Linked DNA regions of Homo sapiens: region 2 is linked to region 1. A link is a loop called in an ENCODE intact Hi-C map of the cell type or tissue named here. Cell type or tissue: B cell. All regions are shown on one strand. Each heading gives the region's core, and the rest is flanking DNA. Links, peaks and the distances in the headings are about the cores only. Region 1 has its middle 52 kb from the start of NT5M. Region 2 overlaps TOM1L2 (target of myb1 like 2 membrane trafficking protein).

Region 1 (2,904 bases), core at 295-2,794:
GGGGCCTGCAGCAAATGGAACCTACCATGAGAACAGGGACCCATGGATGTCTTTGGGCACCTGCCTTCCTCCTAGCCAGGCCTGCGCAAAACCCCAGCCACCCCCCAGTCTGTCTCTGAGGCCTCAAATGCCCACAGCACTTTGCTCTTTTAGGTGAAGTCACAGCTCTGGTGATTCATCTTGCCCCCCGGCCAACCAAGTGGTTGAGGCCCCCAGGGCCTGCCCACAGGAGCTTCCAGAACGTGCCTGGGGTCAGAAAGAGATGCTGATCATTAGGAACATCCTTATGGGACCAGAACATGGGGCAGGTCTGGTCTGGGTGGTGACTGCAGGCCCCAAGAGAGGTCCCTCCAGGGAGGCAGTGAGGACTTAAGCATCCAGAGCCGGTCCTCTGGCATCATCCAGTGGCCATTTGTGTGAATTGCAGCCCCACACCACTGCCTGATCATTCTCCAAGGAGCCAAAACTACCAGGAGTAGCAGAAAACCAGGGTGAGAATACAAGATTTCTGCCCACAGCCTGTTTGCATCTCCTCAGCCCTGCTTCTTTCTAAATTTTAAGGAGACTGATTATTGCTGGGTTCCTTTAGGCCCCGACCTGTGAGTACAAGCCAGCCTTGCCAAATCTAATCAAGGACTTTTTTTTTTTTTTTGTAATTTTATCCAAATTGCCAACTGGGCAGAGACGATTCCTGAACAGGCAATTTGGCTACTATTTGTACATATTTCTACCCTTAAGAGTCATCTTGTTACAGCCCTGGCATAAACTGGCTTAGGGCCTGTAAGAGCCCAGAGGAAAAGAGTCTTTTTTGGACTGTAGCGCGTGAAGACCCAGCCTCTCCCTCTCCAAAGCCGCAGGGCACCCTCAGCCTAGCCCCCCAGGCCTGGGCAGCTCTGGATAAAGGTAACACTGCAAAAGCTGCTGCTGACACAGCCCACACTGCCTCCCTGCTGCAGGGAAGTCAGAGCCAGGGCTTGTGCAGAAAGCGCCGGTAAAGACAGGTGAGCGGCAGGTGCAAAGCCGCAGGAGAGAGGCATGCGAAGAGCCCCAGGAGCCCCGAGCGCCGGGGAGATGGGGAGGGCCAGGTCCTGAAGGGTCTTCTTCCAGTGCTAAGCTAAGGAGATCCCACTTCATCCCCAACGTGACAGGGAGCTGTGGGTGGGCTAGAGGTGCAGCCCGAGGCCCAGCTGAAACCTGCACAAAGCCCTGGCTTGGAAGCAGAGCGACTTTCCTCTTCAGGCCTCCTTAAGGTCTTGCTGGTAGTGCATGCTTGAGGTTTGTGGCTGGGGACAAGAAGGTTTCTGCTGGTCAAGGGTGAGCCCCCTACCCTGGTAGGCTGCTCACGGGTCCTCAGTCTGGCTGGCGCCCTGGGCCCATCAGACATTTGTCCACAGCAGCCCGGGGCGTAAGGGGAAGAAGAGCTGGCCCAGGAGGGCAAGAAGAGCAGGTAGGGAATGGGGCCCTTCCCCCTTCTTTCCCCACAGCTGCCTGTACCCATGCACGCCCCATCATAAGCACGCGCGAGCAGTCATTTGAAGGGGGCTGTGCTGCCACCTGGTGGCCACACCAGGACAATGTCCCTGGAAGGACTCCAAGTTCCTGTGGAAGGCCCCTCTTCCCCATTTAGGACTCCCTCCCCTGAGCCCACCGCCTTGCTTTACAGATGAAGTCAGTTCCCTCAATCAAGCAGCAACATTCTGGAATAAATGTCCCTATTTCCTTCAACCCTTTCTCATGGATGCTGACCCACTCTCATTTGTCAGCAGAGGAAGTCGGCTCAGAGAACAGTCACACAGCAAGTCGATGGCAGCGCCAGGCCCTGTCCTGCAGACTCCTTGTCCCTCTCTCCTCTGAAGCAAACTCTGGGGGCTGAGCTCCCACCCCAGCCTTGCTTGCTGTGTGGCTTGGGGCTTGCCAATGAGCCTCTCTGAGTCCTGGTTTCCTGGGGTTGACACCATGATGCAGGGTATAGGAAGGGTTAAATGAGGCGCAGGTGTAACAGAATCGGGTGCACATGCAAAAACTCAGATGTGCAAATAACTGTTCCCTATTAACTACAACTAATCACTTTTTTTAATTGCCAATTAAAATGAACTCAGTCTTTCCATTAAAGCGGTCTTTGGTTGAACTCAGGCTCTTTCGGGGAAGCATTGAGTCGTTCAAAGTTTCCATGCCCTGGAGGGGCTGATGATCCCTCTGTGCTTGAGAGGGTCTCCCTCATTTCCTTCCCTGCCACGGGCACATCTGGATCCAGGAGCTGGCTTCTGCTTCAGGGCCTGGCCGTGCTGCCTTGTTTCGCCGGGTGGGCCTCCGCCCTGCCTGCTGAAGCTCCTGAAGCTCGGCGAGGGGCCTGCTCCTGAGGCCCAGCCTGGGCCCCAGGGGTGCTCTGAGCCCCTCAGGTCTGGCTGCAGCTCCCATCTGACCCCAGACCGCATGGTCCCCCGCAGCCCTCAGCCCCAGCTCACTTCGCCAAGCAGGCAGTTGCCCACCAAAGTTCTTGACCGTGGTTCCTCCACAAGCACACAGAATCCCCTGGATTTTTCCTTTCCAGGCTGAGGAAGAGCAGGGGGCCTTGGGGCTCTACCTGGGGCTCACCTGCTCAACCTCTCTCATGCCATGCAGAACCAGCCCCTCACCAGCTGGGGTTTCTGTGGGATTCCTGTTCTCTTGCTCATACCCCCCAACACATACAACTACTATTGAACCAAGACAAATGGGGGTCACTTCCCAGGGCCCTGGCTCATCCTCCAACAGCGTGGCCCCTCCGAGGCTCTCCTCCCACCTAGGACCAGGGGCAGATTACAGTCTAGTGGGACCTTTCCCCAGGTCATCTCCTTCCTCCCTACCCCATGGACTTCCTGTCCTGGATGACACCTGCCCTACCTTCCCATGGGGTGGTGGGGG
Region 2 (2,904 bases), core at 287-2,786, 560 kb before region 1:
AGAGGTTTCAGTGAGCCGAGATCGCACCACTGCACTCCAGCCTGGGCAACAGGGTGATACTCCGTCTCAAGAAAAAGAAAAAAAGCCGGGCGCAGTGGCTCACTCCTGTAATCCCAGAACTTTGGGAGGCCAAGGCGGGTGGATCACGAGGTCAGGAGTTCGAGACCAGCCTGGCCAACATTGTGAAACCCCGTCTCTACTAAAAATACACAAATTAGCTGGTGTGGTGACAGACACATGTAGTCCCAGCTGCTTGGGAGACTGAGGCTGGAGAATTGCTTGAACCCGGGAGCCGGCGGTTGTGGTGAGCTGAGATTGTACCACTGCACTCCAGCCTGGGCAACAGAGCGAGACTCCATCTCAAAAAAAAAAAAAAAAAAAAAAATATTGAACATTAGCGGAAACGGTGAGAAGAGCAAATGAGAACTCTGTTCTATCTTTGCAACTTTTCAGTAAATATAAAATTATTCCAAAATAAAAGATGTATTAATTAAAAAAAAAAAGAACGAGAGAATAAAGTGACCCAGCATCTAATTTAACTTGACACTTTCACCAGCACTCTCTTTTACACTTAAGACTTCACCTAAAAATCAGGAGGGTCTTTAGACTTCACCTAAAAATCAGGAGGGTGGGCTGCATCCAATACTCTGGACCGTCTATTGTGGAGGCCAGGGTCTTCTTTGCCTCTGTGACCCTCTACCTGAGGATGGATCAGGGTCCAAGGCCAGGCTTACCAGGAAGACCTGGGTCATGTGGTTGGCAGTATTGCTACCTCCTCTCTGCACACTGTGGGGCTAGTCACCCCACCAGGCTTCATTTTCTTCCTATTAGAGAGAGAGAACCTTCCTGGCGGCTGGGGCGTGGGATGGTAGGGTTAAATGAGGTAATGTCTGTCAAGAACCTGGCTCAAACCAAATAAACAGGTTTTCATTCTCTCTTCTGTTTCTCCATTTTTTTGGTGAAAAGAATGAGAGCCATTTCCTTGAAGACTTGAGACCAGTGGTTCAATGGTAGCTTTAAGGGCAAGAAACTGCCCATAGGGAACTTGCAACAACACCGTGGCCCCTCCTCCCCCATGCCCCACTTCCTGGGGTCCAGGAAATGTGGACTTATGGGGAATCTTTTTACTAGATGGTCTCTAAGACCTCTTGGAGTTTTAATGCTTGGATTCTTAAGGAAATTGTGGTGTGCCTGCTCCTTTACCCTACAGGTGGGGCAAGCCAAGTTTGGGGGCTTCCTTCTGGAAGCATGGAGGTCTTCCTGGCTCAGTAACCCAGAAATCCAGAAAGCTAGAGCTCCCAGGGTTTTGAATCTGATGGGTGTAGCTTGTGGATGGCTGTTTACCTGTAGGTGGCAGTGGTGACACGGGAATGGGAGAGGAGGGGGGTGCAAGGGGAGGGCACTGGCAGAGCTCCTTTCAGAAGAGCTGTAATAAAGTTAGAAGTAACAGCAAGGAAAGGTCCTCTGTATTAGAGGCTCTGTCAGGTGTTTTCTGTATTATTTAGTCTCCTCTAACAGCCACTGTGTGAGAGAGTGCTGTTATTGCAGCATTTTGCAGCAGTCCAAAAGGCTTGGAGAGGTCAAGTTATTGCCTGTAGTCACACAGTAATTGGCAGAACTAGAACTCACCAAAATCTGAGTTCACACTCCCTGTTCTAGACTCCATTATAATGCACATTTCTCCTGCTTCTAAGTCTGAAGGGAGAACCGGGGACAGCTGGGAACCGAGCTCTCATCTCACCAGACTGCCCAGTGCCTGTCACCTGGGGGCCTCAGAAGGGTTTATAATCATCATTTTACTTATAAAGGGCCCTCATCAGCATAAAGCCAGGCCTTCTTGACATGAAGATGTCCTGCCTCCAAGCAGCTTCCAGTTTAGGTTGGGGTTGGGGGCCAAGAAGATACTTAACGGCTCATTAAGCCGGTAAGATTTGAAAAAGTTCTCAGAACATTAGAATGGTCTTGAAGGCTCAGTCCTTGTGTGAACTGTACTATCAGGTGCTGGAGCCCATCAGAGGGCCTCTCTTGTGGGCGGCAGCAAAGAAGGTTCTGGAGAGGACGTTGGATGGGAGCTAGATATGGGCAGATAGGCTGGAGAGAAGGCTTTCCAGACAGAAGTCTGAGGTGACTTTCTCAGGGCTTGCAAAGACCTGCAGATCCTGTTATGGTTCCTGTTTTCACCCTCTTGCAATTTTTTATGGAATAAGGACTCAAATGGGTCTTCTCTTCAGCTTTGTTTGCTCTCATGGTGTATGACTGTGTTTTGTAAAAATATATATAGGCGCAACGATGCTGCCTTTCACCACTTCTATTCAACATGGTATTGGAAATTGTAGCCAGAGCAGTTAGGGAAGAAAAAGAAATAAAAGGCATCTCAATGGGAAAGGAAGGAGTAAAATTATCTCTGTTCCCTGATGACATGACTTTACATGTAGAAAACCTTGAAGATACCACAAAACAAAAAAAAAAAGAAAAACTGCTAGAGCGAATAACATAAATTTACCAAAGCTGCAGGATACAAAATCAACATTCAAAAATCAGTTGTGTTTCTGTTAATATACATTAACAATGAACAATCTGAAAAGAAAAGAAAACAATTCCATTTACACTAGCCTCTAAAAAAATAAAATACCTAGGAATTAACCAAGGCAGCAAAAAATTGTGCACCGAAAACTATAAAACGTTGCTGAAAGAAATTAAAGAAGAAAGAAGACATAAATATATGGAAAAACATCCTGTGTTCATAGATGGGAAGACAGTTTTTTTTTAAGGCAGCCTCATTGTGTTGCCCAGGTTGGAGTGCAGTGGCTCAATTACGGCTCAGTGCAGCCTTGACCTCCCGGGCTCAAGTCATCCTCCCACCTTAGCCTCCTGAGTAGATGAAATGACAGGTGTAAGCCACCA

Evidence for each region. A loop is a pair of places that touch in the nucleus more often than their neighbours do. Peaks named below come from ENCODE experiments on the same cell type or tissue, not always from the same donor. Only the 100,000 strongest peaks of a DNase experiment are listed, where the experiment ranks them.
Region 2: a loop joins it to region 1, with 7 times the contacts of the local background. A loop is called at or near these places in 5 of 110 quality-filtered maps.

What each region holds. Positions count from the first base shown.
Region 1 is chr17:17,353,742-17,356,645 of GRCh38, reverse strand. No RefSeq gene overlaps it. Among named protein-coding and RNA genes, the nearest start is that of NT5M, 52 kb to the right of the region's middle. RefSeq lists enhancers at 709-1,209, 1,210-1,710. In B cell, for the core only: CTCF peaks have their summits at 415, 1,360 and 1,563 (motif pointing left); DNase peaks (open chromatin) are centred at 395 and 1,555.
Region 2 is chr17:17,917,817-17,920,720 of GRCh38, reverse strand. All of the region lies in intron 1 of TOM1L2 (target of myb1 like 2 membrane trafficking protein), which reads left to right. Among named protein-coding and RNA genes, the nearest start is that of TOM1L2, 53 kb to the left of the region's middle. RefSeq lists an enhancer at 1-380. In B cell, for the core only: a CTCF peak has its summit at 1,322 (motif pointing right); a DNase peak (open chromatin) is centred at 1,350.